2 separate regions of the Homo sapiens genome follow, and region 1 is linked to region 2. The links are chromatin contacts, found by Hi-C in ENCODE. All regions are on one chromosome and are shown on one strand. Each heading gives the region's core, a stretch centred on a gene start or an enhancer-like site at or near the end of the contact. The rest is flanking DNA. Distances are from core to core; before and after follow the strand shown.

Region 1 (6,733 bases), core at 3,394-5,893, 640 kb before region 2:
GGGCATTGCATGTCTCGCCTGTGGCTCTTTCATTTTGCAGCTGTACAGTGCGGATGGGCTCTTTTTTGTAGCATGGATATGCAGGTTGTTTCTACACTCTCGCTATGACAAACACTGCTGAAAGAATAACCTTTTGTATATGTTATTACATATGTCTGTAGAACAATTTCTAGAAGGGAAATGGCTGGGGTCAGGTATGTTAAAGGTGAAGGTTAAAGGGTTAAGGGCCGTTTCATTAGCTATCACCAAGCTGCTCTCCATAGAAGTTCAACCATTGACACTCCAGTCATGAGGGTGCCCAACTCCCCAAATCTTGGTCAGGACAAAGTGGCCTCGATGAACCATTTGACCTTTTTTCAAACTGATTGTTGAAAAGTAGTACTCCAGTCCAGTTTACATTTCTCCCATGAGTGAAATTTGGCATCTTTTCTCTTTCTTGTGAACTGTTCGTTCTCATCCTTTGCCCACTTATCTATTTATTGGGTGATGGTTTTTGCGAATGACTTTTTTAAGCTCTTTAAGAGTTAAGTATATTAGCCATTTGTGCTATGAATCACAAATATTTTTCTCCAACCTCGTTTTCTTTTTCTTTTTTTGCCATGGGAGTATTTTTTATATTACGTAGTTTAACCTCTCAGTGCTTTCTTTCATGGTTTCTGGGGTTTGTATCCGCAGAAAGTTTTGAGCAGTGGTCCATATCTGGGAGTTAGAAAGAGCCCAAGAGTGCTGATATGAGGCAGACCAATGGAGTGAGACGAGTCTGGGGGACCCCGGGTTCTAGTTCAAGTAGTTCAGACACCAGTGTGAAGACAGTGAATCATGGATCTGAGCAGTGATTAAAAAAGCCTAACCTCTGGTGGGGGGGAGTGGGTGGTGGCCAGGAGAGAAGAGGAGTCACCTCTGGGTGCCAAGAATGCTGGAGGCAGGGTCCGGCCTCTGCACTCAGGCCCCTTGCTCCCTGCCCCTGCCCAATCCAGGAGGAGCTGGAGTTCTGTGAAAAGCTGCTACAGACCTGTTTCTCCAGCCCAGCGGACGACAGCATGGATCGGTGAAACCAGGTGGCTTCTTGCCCCCTTCTCCGTGGGAACCCCAGGCCTCTTGCCTCCCTCCCCACCTACAAGGCCCTCTCCCAAGGGATCGCAGGGCCTAGGTGCCTGGACCCAGGGTGTGCCAGCCCGTCTCTGTGCAGTCCCTGGAAGGGGCGCTGAGAAAGGCACCAGCTCCTTGGACCCCACCTCCCATGCTCTCACTCTCATCCCCGTTCTCTTGTCCACACAGCTCTTCCAATAAAGGTGTTTCTCTTCCTCCTTCTCCTCCTTCACTGCCGCCTTTGTCATCTCCTTTGGAGGGTGCATGGGGGACGGGAGGAGGGGCACGGGTTTAAGGGACTTGGGGAGCCACTGGAAGAATAATAAAAGTGTTGCTCTTTATCATCTATAGAGCCATTGTGTCATTTACTCTTCCCTGTCTTTCCTGAGCAACAGTGTGTGGGACATCTGTCCTTTTTTCGGCCACCTGGCAAACCTGAATTCTAGGTTTGAGGAATTTCCCAGGTTAGACATCTAAATTTTCCCTAGGGTAGCCGCCATTTCCCTTCCCAGCATCCTTTGCTGTAGGGTAATCATGTGACATTAGCTCCACAAATCAGAACTCTCTCTGGGAATCTGTTTTGTACACCAATCAGAACCCGCTGGTGGTCTAGCTCCTCTACCAATCAGAGCCCGCCGGTCGTCGGGCCAAGAGTTGGCGGTGGAGGGGCCCCTGCCCAGGTTCCCTTCTGGCTAGTGCAGGAGCAGCCACACCTGGCTTCTGGACAGGGCTGGCAGAGATTCTGGCGGGAGTGTCTGAGCCAGGTGCCGTTGATGGAGGCTGCACTGTGTCTCAGGAGCAGGCCTGTGGCTGGGTGTGGGCTTCATTCCTGACTGCAAAGCGCCAAGCGGATTCTGTAGCTTTCTCAGAGACGTGGGATTGGGGCGGGAGGTGGGGGTGTCGGAGGCTGCCTCAATTCCTTTAATAAATTCCTTTTCTGTTTAGCTACAAGAAATTTTGTCATTTGTAGACAAGAGCTTTGAAAGCTGTTGTTTTTCCAGAGAGGAGGCTGAGCTCAGAGGAGGCTGACCCCTGACCAAGTTCACAGCCAGGATTCACAGCTGGACTAATTCCAGAGCGATCCTCCTCTTTCTTTTTCTTTTTCTTTCTTTTTTTTTTCTTTTGAGACGGGAGTCTCACTCTGTTGCCCAGGCTGGAGTGCAGTGGCCCGATCTTGGCTCACTGCAGCCTCCACCCTCCGAGTTCAAGAGATTCTCCTGCCTCAGCCTCCCAAGTAGCTGGGATTACAGGCGCCTGCCACCGCGCCCGGCTAATTTTTGTATTTGTAGTAGAGACCAGGTTTCACCATCTTGGCCAGGCTGGTCTTGAACTCTTGACAGGGTGATCCACCCTCCTCGGCCTCCCAAAGTGCTGGGATTACAGGTGTGAGCCACTATGCCCGGCCAATCCTCCTCTTTCTTGTATCCTGGTTTCCTAGGACAATTTGATGTCAGACTCATTCCTTTTGTGTGGATTGTTCTGGTGGATCTGGGATTTTTGAGTCTATTTGGATTGGTTTTTATCACTCCTCTTCCTAAATCCAGGATAAATTGAGAGGTAGCTGCAGGATCTGAGATCCTGTCTCAAGAAAAAAGTTCCAGTTGTAGTCCCAGCTACTCGGGAGGCTGAGGCGAGAGGATTGCTTGAGCCCAGGAGTTCGAGGCTGCAGTGATCTGTGATCGTGCCATGCACTCCAGCCTGGTCGACAGAGCCAGACCCTGTCTCTTAAAAAAAAGTTTCAATTCTAATGCAAACACAATGTATATCTGTGAGTTCTGCTGGGTGGAAATCCAGACTTCAGTCATTAAAGCCCCCACAGCTTCCCAGCTTCCATTTGAAGGGTAGGGACTATAGCCACATCCTTATCCCTCAGTTCCTGACCTCTGTGTTAAAACAGTGTGGCAATGATGCCATCATATTGTGGAGAAAACAAGGAAGCCAAATGCTGGGTAAAAGACAAAACATCTCTATAGAAAAAAGAGAAAAGGAAATGCCTCTCTGTGATGGTTCATTTCAGGTGTTGACTGGGCTAAGGGATGTCCAGATAGCTGGTAAAACATTATGGGTGTGTCTATGAGGGTATTTCTGGAAGAGACTAGCATTTGAATCGGTAGACTGAATAAAGATCTTCCCTCCCCAGTGTGAGCTGGCATTATCCAATCCATTGAGGGTCTCAATAGAACAAAGAGGGCAAAGGAGGGGTGAATTTGCTCTTTTTTTTTTTTTTTTTTTTTCTCGAGACGGAGTCTCGCTCTGTCACCCAGGCTGGAGTGCAGTGGCCTGATCTGGGCTCACTGCAACATCCACCTCCCGGGTTCAAGTAATTCTCCTGCCTCAGCCTCCTGAGTAGCTGGGATTACAGGCGCACACCGCCACGTCCGGCTATTTTTTGTATTTTAGTAGACACGTGGTTTCACTGTGTTGCCCAGGCTGGTCTCAAACTCCTGAGCTCAGGCAATCCGCCCACCTCGGCCTCCCAAAGTGCTGGGATTATAGGCGTGGGGTCTTGAACTCCTGAGCTCAAGTACAGGCAGGCGTGAGCCACCACGCTGGGCCCTTTGTTTTTGAGACAGGTTCTCGCTCTGTCTCCTAGGATGGAGTGCAGTGGTGCAATCCGGCTCACTGCAGCCTCGGCTCAAGCGATTCTCCTGCCTTAGCCTCCCGAATAGCTGAGACCACAGGCGCGGGCCACCAGGCCCAACTAATTTTTTAAATTTTCTTTTGTAGAGACGGGGGTCTCCCTAGGTTGCCCAGGCTGGTCTCCAACTCCTGGTCTCATGCCATCCTCCGGCCTCGGGCCTCCTAAAGTGTTGTGATTACAAGCGTAAGCCACCGCGCCCGGCCAATTCGGAGTCTTAAAACAAAAACAAAAACAAAAAAGTTCCTCGCGCCCACACGATTTTTACAGTAGGCCTCTAACATGGGTAGAGAGGGGAGCTATTAAAGTTGGGGAAACCGAGGCTCAAAGCCAGAGGGACCTTCATCAATCTAGACACAAGGTCTAGGAGGTCTCTTTCAGTTGATGCTATTAGAAGCTGCTTTGGGCGGAACTGGCAACACCAGCGACCCGGCCGGGACTATCGCCAGCAGACGGAAACGACTGAGGGCCTCTGAGGCTCGGAGGCGGCTAAGCGCGAGAGCCGGACGGAACGAAGGCGCCTGGCTTTGGCTGGAGCGAAAACCAGGTCTGGATTTCGCAAGAGCCCGACCCTGGAGCCAAAGCTCCACTATGATTAGAGGAGACAGAACAGCGAACGGATTTCCAAACGGAGCGAGTGGGAAGGGAAATCCTGGAGCGGAATATTCACGGGGCCTTGGAACGGAGCCGGTGCGCAGCTGCGGCTCACTGAGCTGTCTGGGTTTATTCCGGGGCAGACCGTTGGCACCAACGGGCGCAAGCGCGTCTGCGGCGGCGGGGTTCAAGAGTGGGCGGTGTCGGGAGCGCCCGGGCGCACGCGCACTGCACCGCCCAGGCGTGCACCCCGCCCCCCGCACCTGCGCACCAACACAGCCGCGGGAGGGCGGGGCCTCCTGCGTCGTCCTGCGCTAGGGGGATTGTGGGATAGTGGCGGAGGGAGCCGGGCGTCGGAGGCCCTGAGGCCGGCCGCAGAGCCCGGAGATTGAGCGGCTTTGGGGAAGGGGTGGTTAAGGAAGTAGGCCTCGGCTTCCGTCGGTCGCTGCTCGGCTCTGCGGCCCGTTTGGACCGCGGAGGAGGTCGCCTTCCCCTCCCGTGGGGCGCTCGGTTGGACTGTGGAAACCGGGGCAACTTCCCCCGTCTTCCCGGCTGAGGCGCCTGCGTGGGCCTCGCGACCCGGCTCGCCAACCCGCCTCGGCCCGCACGCCCACCTCGCCTGCGGACCCCGGAGGTGCCTACGCGGACTAGTGACGCCCCCCGCCCGTCGGCAACTCCACCCGGCGCTGACCCCCTCAACTCTGCAGGACCCGGCGCGCGAGGACCCCACGACCCGCGGGCGCCTGCGCGGACCCCGCGAGCCCCGGCGCCTGCGCGAGTCCCCGACGCCGCCCCCGCCCCCACTCACCGGGCCCCGCAGCAGGGGCCGGAGCCGCCGGCGGCGGGGCGGGGGGGGGCGCCCCGATGAGCCCCGAGTGCGAGGAGCCGCCGCCCCCCCTCGCAGGTGAGCGGCCCGCGTCGCCCGACCCTCTCTCTCCAGGGCCAGGCGCCCACGTCTTCCCCTCTCCGCGTCCCCTCAGGCTTTTCCCTCTCGGGACCCCCGCGGGTCTTTTCTGCTTCGGATCCTTTCCCTCCTTCCTTCGGGTTTCCTCTCCACGGCACCCCGTTTCTTCCCCCTCGACCCTCCCCAGTCTCTTAATCTCTTCACCTCAGCTCCGCCGCCACCCTAGTCTCAGTCTCTTGCTCTCGGCCTTTTCCCACTCGCTCTCTGCAGCTGCGCTCCCCAGTCCCTGAGCCTCAGCTCCGCTCTCTTGCCTCTCTGGCCGGTTCCCCGGCCCCCCAGGAGTCTTTCTCCCTGGTTACCCTGGACTTTGCCTGCTTACACCCTTCCCTCTCGCCCCGATCTCTGCCCCGCCACCTCTTCCGTGGCGCAGCCTCCTTAGATCCCCGGAGCTCAGGACTGGAGGAGCGGGGCTTGTTTTCACCTTGACCGACCCTCTCCCGCCTCCGGCTTCTTGTGCGAGGGACCTGGGAGCGGGGCTTCTCTGGAGCAGCCACCACTCGGGCCTGCTTCAGTGAGATGAAGCCTGCTGAGGGCAGGCAGGGAGCCTGGCGCTGGGCACCGAGGAGGGGGCATCAGCCCTAGGCCCTGCCCTGGAGGTGGGGCCGGTCCCTGGAGGGGGTACAAAGGCAGAGCCGGACAGTCACAATTCCTGCGTGTCGTGATCGAGGTGACTTAGGGAGCTGCAGGGGGCCACAGAGCGGGAGGCACTGGTGAGACTGACTGGACGGACGGCTTTTTCTGTCTAGGAAGGATGAGTAGGAGGTGACAGATGGAGAGTGGGAAGAAGGGCCTTCCGGGGGGGGAAGGAGCAGCACGTGCAGATATGTCAAGGAAGGAAGGTCGGAGTCCTGAGTGCAGATGTATTGGGAGGGTGAGGGGCAGAGTAGTTCCGCCCGGCGTGCTTATCCAGGCCTCGAATGGGACCTCTGGTTGGGGTCTTTCTTGCTCGCTCGTAGTACACACAGACATGACCATAGACACCCGCCTGAAAGGCAAGATGTTTCAGGAAAGGAAGCTGCGTAGACTGTCAGGTGCGGTACTGGGTTCACAGTTGTAGAGAAACTGCAGTGGGATTTCATCCAGCCCAAGGGCGAGGGTCTAACTGTTAGCGTGCGCTGCAAATGCAGCAAGGACTCGAGATTGCCTGGATAACACAGGATGAGGACTTGGTTTACATACATGCACAACACACATGGAGACACGGCGCCCGGCCACGTGTGCTTACTAGTGGTGGGATGGCTGTTGGAGCTGCTTGTGCTGTTGAAAATGTTATGCTTTTTTTTTTTTTTTTTTTTTAACTCTAGTTCTGGGATTGGGATCATGAGAAGGCAGTCCAGCTAATTGTTAGAGGATCTTTTGCCAGACAGACCTAGGCCGAGTCCGGCTTCTGCCAAGCGAGACCTTGGACAAGTTGTTCCTCGTCTGTAAGTGGGGATAGCAGACTGCTC
Region 2 (6,966 bases), core at 2,387-4,886:
ACCGGATTTCCCAAGAGTAAAAAGTGACAAGAAAATGATTGTGGGCTGAGGTTCAAGTTGGCTGAATGGAAAGGGCTGGAGTCTGCCTACTCACTAAGAGGACCCAAAATAGTGAGTAAATACCAACAGGTCAAGTGGATCTTCCAAGAGGATGCTGGGGTTCACCTGAGAAACATGAGGACATGGAAAGAAGAGAAGAGAAAAGGTGGGAGCCAGGAGAGGCTCCTAACACGGGGAAGGGGTGAGTGAGTGAGAGATTCTCTAACACGGGGAAGGGGTGAGTGAGTGAGAGATTCTCTAACACGGGGAAGGGGTGAGTGAGTGAGAGGCTCCTAACATGGGGAAGGGGTGAGTGAATGAAAGAGTCCCTAACACGGGGAAGGGGTGAGTGAGTGAGAGGGTCCCTAACACGGGGAAGGGGTGAGTGAGTGAGAGATTCCCTAACATGGGGAAGGGGTGAGTGAGTGCGAGGCTCCCTAACCCGGGGAAGGGGTGAGTGAGTGCGAGGCTCCCTAACACGGGGAAGGGGTGAGTGAGAGGGTCCCTAACACGGGGAAGGGGTGAGTGAGTGCGAGGCTCCCTAACACGGGGAAGGGGTGAGTGAGTGAGAGGCTCCTTAACAAAGGGAAAGATTGAGTGGGTGTGAGGCCCCTGGGATCCACACCCCTGTCTTGGCCCTTTACAATCCTGGTCACAGGAGAGCCCCTGACCCCCCTTGGCCTACAGAGGCACAGGGAGTTCCCAGAGATGGTGCAGAGGCGCCTCTGGAGCCCACGTGGAATCCCACAGGCTTCTGATCCCTGAGCAGCCTGGGTCCAGCTGCCACTGCCTTAGCAGGGAGGGAGGAGGCCAGGCACCTCTGTGGGCCCCAGAATAAGTATGACAGCTGGGGCACAGGAGCAGCCAAGCTGAGCACCACACAGCTGCCCACCTCTGTTGCTTCCTGCGAAATGGGGCTTCCTTCCTGCTAATGGGGCTTGCCAGCTGCAGGGCCCCAGTCACCCGTCCTGCCCCCACCCGAACACCGTGGCCCTGGCTCAGTGCCCTCTGAAAGTCCAATGCTCAGAGGCCCCTGACAAGCCCTTTGCAGTCACTGCCACCTCTGCCTCTGTCCCTGCTGCCCCAGGCCCAGGGAGGGTGTGGGGAGGCCTGGCACTTTCACGTGTCCCCAGAGCAAAACCGAGTGACACTTCTTCAGGAGGGAAGTGTGAGCGGGCCCTGTGCCTCACAGCTGCCAGTCTCCAGTGCCCCAGCAGAGGGGCCCTGCCCTCCCTAGTGACAGGCCCACAGCACAGCCACCCTGCCCCCACCTGGACATTTCAGCTGCAGCCCCCAGCCCTTCTGAGAGCCCAGTCCCCACAGGTCTGTGATCTGCCGCAGGCTCTACCACCTGAGCCTTCTGCCTGCCCCGCCTGAGGGTTCTGCCTGTGCCCTGGGGACCAGCCCATCCCTCCCCATCACAGCCAGCATCTGAACCCCGGAGCAGCCAAAACCCAGTCCAGCCCCTTCAGGACTCACACACGCTGTCCAGCCGGCCACCTAGGGGCCTGTGATCCGGGAACTACCTGCCCTTTCCTACCCTGCTGGCACCTGACCACTCACCCCAGGGCCTGAGGTCGGGCCCACCCAGCCAGCAACACCACCACAACTGACGTCCACTCTCCCATCCAGAGAGGCAGAAGCCCCACATCCCACCTACATGAAGCAGCTACCACGTCAGACAACAGACAGCCGCTCAGGGTCTGCACTGGGCTGAGGGAGGAGGCTCTGCCTTGGAACCACGCCTGCAGAGAGTGGCAAGGCAGGTGTTTCCCACGGCCCTCAGCCACACTGTGGCCTGGGGAGAGACAAAAGTGTGTGTCTGAACTGAGACTCATGAGCCCTGGAGCACGGGTGTGATAGGGAGACAGACAACGTTCCTCCCTATGGGACTGGAAACGGTGTAGCTCCTTCACCCCCCGCAGAGACCTCAGGGCATTTCACTAGGAGCTGCTCCAGCCATGTCCATCAGGACTAGTGCCTGCACTCATCACTGGGATATCTGTGGGCAAGCCGGGGGTTCCAGCTCTGCCCAGGGGTGTTCCCTCGCCCCTGTGGAACACAAAGCTCAGGGCACCTGACACTCCACGGTCCAGCCCTTCCCCTGAAACAACAGTCAGCACCTCACAGGAAACACACCAGGTCCATATCCACCTGCTTGTGCCGAGGGTGGCTCTTACCCTTAAGCACCAGCTCCTGGCCTGCAATTTGAGCTGCACAGCCCAACACAAACCCTGCTGCAGAAGCTCCCAAAGCCATGGGAAAAGCCAAAAGACCCTTCCCAACATGCTCTACAGTCACCCTCCCTGCGGGGCCGGGGGAAAATGTGCAAAACAAATCCCATCCAAATGAAAATAAATTCGAAGAGAGTAAGTGGAGGCCTCTCCAGAAGAGAAGGAATCAGTGTAAGGATTCTGACGCTGTGAAAAATCTGAATATTGTGGCACCACCAAAGGATCGCACTGGCTTGCTAGTGATGGATGCTGAAAACAATGGAAACTCTGAAAGGACAGATAAAGAATGAGATTGAGACAAAAACATTACAAAGAATCAGTGAAAGAAAACGTTGGTTTTTTGAAAGTATAAATAAAATTGAGAGATGGCTGACTACACTAACCAAAAAAAGGAGAAGATTTAAATAAGCACAATCAGAAATGATAAAGTTGACATTACAACCAACGCCACAGAAATACAAATGACCATCAGAGACTACTATGAACACCTTTATGCACGTAAACTAGAAAACCTAGAGAAATGGATGAATTCCTAGACACATACAACTTCCTAAGATCGCACAGGCAAAAAATAGAAACCCTAAACAGACCAATAACAAGTAACCAAAAAGAATCAGTACTAAAAATCTTCCGGCAAAAAAGCCCAAGAACAGATGGATTCACAGTCGAAATTTGCCATATACACAACGAAGAGCTGGTGCCAATCATAATGAAAGTATTCCAAAAAATCAAGGCGATGGGATTCTTTCCTAGCTCATTCTATGAAACCAATATCACCCTGATAGCAAAATCAGACAGGGATCCAACAGAAAAATAAAGCTACAGGCCAAGAAACCTGAGGAACACAGGTGCAAAAATCCTCAAGAAAATGCTATTAAACGGAATCTAACAGTGTATCAAAAACATAATTCATCATGATCAAGTTGGCTTGATTCCAGGGATGAAAGGATGGTTCAATATATGCAAGTCAATAAAAGTGACTCATGACATAAACTAAGAACAAAAAGCATATGGTCATCTCAATAGATGCAGATAAAGCGTTCGAGAAAGTCCAATATCCCTTCATGATAAAATCCCTCAACAGACTAGGCATGAAAGAAACATACCCCAAAATAAGAGCCTTATAAGACAAACGCACAGCCAACCTTAAAATTGAATGGGGAGAAGTGAAAGCATTTCCCCAAGAAATGGAACAGGATAAGGATGTCCACTCTCACCACTCCTATTCAACACAGTACTGGAAGTCCTAGCCAGAGCAATCAGGCAACAGAAAGAAAGAAAGTGCATCCACATTGGAAAAGAGAAAGTGAAATTATCTGTGTGTGCTGATGACACGATCATATACCCAGAAAACCCTGAAGATTCTTCCAGAAGACTCGTAGACTTGGTAAGTGACTTCAGTAAAGTCTCTGGATAAAAAAATCAAGCTACAAAAATCAGTAGCTTTTCTATACATCAGTACCGTTCAAGCTGAGAATCAAATTAAGGACACACAAACACAAACACACACTGAGGAGTATATTTAACCAAGGAGGTGAAAGACCTCTACACAGAGAGTGACAAAAGGCTGATGAAAGGAACTGTAGGCAACACAACCAAATAGAAAAATATTCCTTGCTCACAAATGGGAAGAATCAATATTGTTAAAATGACCATATTGCCCAAAGCATACTACAGATTCAACACAATTCCTATTAAATTACAAATGTCATTTCTTTAACAGAATTAGAGAAAAAGCAATTTTTAAATTCATTTGGAACCAAAAACCAGCCTGAACAGCTAAAACACTTCTATGCAAAAAGAACAAAACAGGAGGCATCACATTGCCTGATTTCAAGTTATACTATAAGGCCATAGTAACTAAGACAGCATTTACTAGTACAAAAATATACACAGACATCAAGGGAACAGAATAGAGAAACTAGAAATAAAGATACATGCCTACAACATACTGAGCTTTGCTAAAGTCAACAAAGTAAACAATGGGGAAAGGACACCCTATTCAATAAAGGATGCTGGAAAAACTGGGTAGCCATATGCAAAAGAATAAAACTGGACCTTTATCTCCCACCATGTACAAAAATCAACTCAAGATGAATTAAAGACCTCAATGTGAGACCTGAAACTATGTAATTCCTAAAGCAAAATTTAGGAAAAACCCTTCTGGACATTAGTCCAGGCAAAGAACTTATGGTAAAGACCCTTAAAAATGCAACAAACCCCCGAATAGACAAATGAGACATGATTAAAATTAAAAGCTACTGCACAGCAAAAGAAACAATCAACAGAATGAACAGACAACCTACACAATGGAAGAAAATATTTGCAAATTATGCCTCCAACAAAAGACTAATGTCCAGAATCTGCAAGGAAGTCAAAGAATTCAACATGAAAAAAAAAAAACAAAAAACACAGACAACTTTATGGAAAACTGAGTAAAGACCATCAACAGACATTTCTCAAAACAAGAAATATAAGTGGCCAACAAACACATTAAAAAATGCTCAACATCATTAATCATCAGAGAAATTCAACTTAAAACCACACTGAGTATCAACTTACACCAGTCAAAATGGCTACTTTTAAGAAGTCAGAACCAACAGATGTTAGCAAGATACATGGTTGGTAGGAATGTAAATGAGTTTATCTTCTATGGAAAATAATATGGAGCTATCTCAACTAAAAATAGAACTACCATTTCACTTAGCAATCCCATTACATGGTATCCAGCCAAAGGAAAAGTCATTATATTAAAAAGACAATTGGGTCAGGTGTGGTGGCTCACGCCTGTAATCCCAGCACTTTGGGAGGCCAAGACAGGCAGATCACCTGAGGTTGGGAGTGTGAGACCAGCCTGGGCAACATGGTGAAACCCTGTCTCTACTAAAAATACAAAAAATTAGCTAGGCATGGTGGCGAGCACCTGTAATCCCAGCTACTTGGGAGGCTAAGGCAGGAGAATCGCTTGAACCCAGGAGCCGGAGGTTGCAGTGAGCAGAGATGGCACCATTGCACTCCAGCCTGGGCAACAAGAATGAAACTCCATCTCAAAAAATAAAAAATAAATAAATAAATAAGACAACTGCACTCATTATGTTTGTTGCAGCACTATTCACAACAGCACAGACATGAAACCAAACTAAGTGTCCACCAACGGTTGATTGATTTTAATGGTTACTTGGTTCATATGCTTCATACACCAGCCCCACCTGGCTCGCATACAAAGCATATTCACTGCTTCATCTGGGATGCTGCACTTGGTGTTTTATAGGGAGAGTTGGCTAGTCCCCTTCTCAGGGCCAACAGACCTTTCAGTGGCGTTTGTCTGGTCCACTAAGCTGGTTGTTCTCTCTGGAATAACCTCCTGTGCATTTGGATCTCATATACTCATTAGTGATTGTTTAATAGTGAGCTACGGGTCCTGCATCAATCCAAACAAGCTCTTAAATTCTGAAGCATTTAAAATTAAGAATGTGGGCGTGAACCTGGGAGGCAGAGCTTGCAGTGAGCCGAAATCACGCCACTGCACTCCATCCAGCCTGGGCAACAGAGCAAGACTCCATCTCAAAAAAAAAATTAAGAATTTGGCCCTTAAAGTGGTTATTTTTTACAATCTACCACATAGATTATTTTTAAGAAACTGATTATAACAATCTAAAAAGCAGAACAATTCCTTTGCATTATACCCTCTGGTTTTAATAGTTACTTGTTTTTGCCCTTCCTCTATATCAACTATCTTCTTGGTAATCACAGGTCTCAGAGTTAACTTTTGTTGTCCTGGCTAAATTGTTCTTTTTATTTAGTTTTATCTCCGTAATTTTTTCTTCATTTTAAAGCAACTCTTAAATAGTTTCTTAACTAGAAAAAAACCTACTTTTTTTTTTGCAAAACCTATATCCTTGTGTTTTATATGCATCACCAAAAACATTTTATACTCCTACTATTTTAATTTAGTAACCCAAATTTCAAGTGAAAAAAAAAAAACGAGGTTTAACATAACATAGCTCTAATTACTGGAGAGAGTTTTAAGATTAAATTTACTAAATTAATTTTACTAAATATTAAAATCAGGTGAATTCAAAGGCATCTTAGCTAGTGTCTGCCAATCTGATAAGCACTTACTTTTTTTTAAAAAAGACAACTGATGAGCTGTTTCATGTAGTTTGGTAGTGAAATATCACTTCCAGATAACACATATGAAGATACAGATATAACAGGCATACAGAAGAAAAAAAGCAGGTCTAAAGGATATTTCATTTTTCTGTTTTTAAATAAAAATTCCTCTCTTACTTTAGATAATTAATAAAAGTTACAGAAGCCAACACAAGGTGAAGGAGAGAGCTATCATCCAAGGCCTTTCAAAAGAGAAAAAGCTGAACTTTGATATATTCATTGGAAGAATTTCAAAAAGACAGATTATAGAATTTAAAAATTAAAAACTTTTTGCATTAAGAATAAGTTAATATTTTACTAAAACCTTGTTTTAACCAATTATTTAGTTTTGGATTAGGGTGTGTTTTTTAAATATCAAAGACCCATCTGTAGAATGACTATTATATTTCTTAATCATAACCAACTACATTACACTACCTTTCTTTTTTTAAAAAAAGTCTTATTGTGACTTACAGAGACCACTTACAACATGCTTAAACTGCCTGTTTTGTCCTAAATATCCCTCTTTCTTGAACTATCA

The links. Hi-C counts contacts between places; a loop is a spot of excess contacts on that map. Pooled maps may share reads with other maps.
Region 1: a pooled map shows a loop between it and region 2 (2.7-fold over the local background). The contact joins the promoter of PPP6R1 here to the enhancer-like site in region 2. A Hi-C loop is called at or near these places in 8 of 37 single-sample maps with no recorded cell type and 5 of 50 pooled maps.

Annotation. Positions count from the first base shown.
Region 1 is chr19:55,256,927-55,263,659 of GRCh38, reverse strand. PPP6R1 (protein phosphatase 6 regulatory subunit 1) reads left to right here and starts at 4,643. Exons shown (of 24, transcript NM_014931.4): 1 at 4,643-5,225. HSPBP1 (HSPA (Hsp70) binding protein 1) reads left to right here. Exons shown (of 8, transcript NM_012267.5): 8 at 978-1,437. The coding sequence ends at 1,052. RefSeq lists enhancers at 4,006-4,055, 4,136-4,185, 4,216-4,415, 4,421-5,395 and silencers at 4,245-4,539, 4,446-4,725, 4,856-4,955, 5,126-5,185, 6,370-6,563.
Region 2 is chr19:54,619,246-54,626,211 of GRCh38, reverse strand. It overlaps a transcript of LILRB1 not described here. Among named protein-coding and RNA genes, the nearest start is that of LILRB1, 7.8 kb to the left of the region's middle. Within about 2 kb of position 3,636, at least 3 of the 41 ENCODE cell types and tissues checked have a DNase peak (open chromatin) inside an H3K27ac peak, as active enhancers do.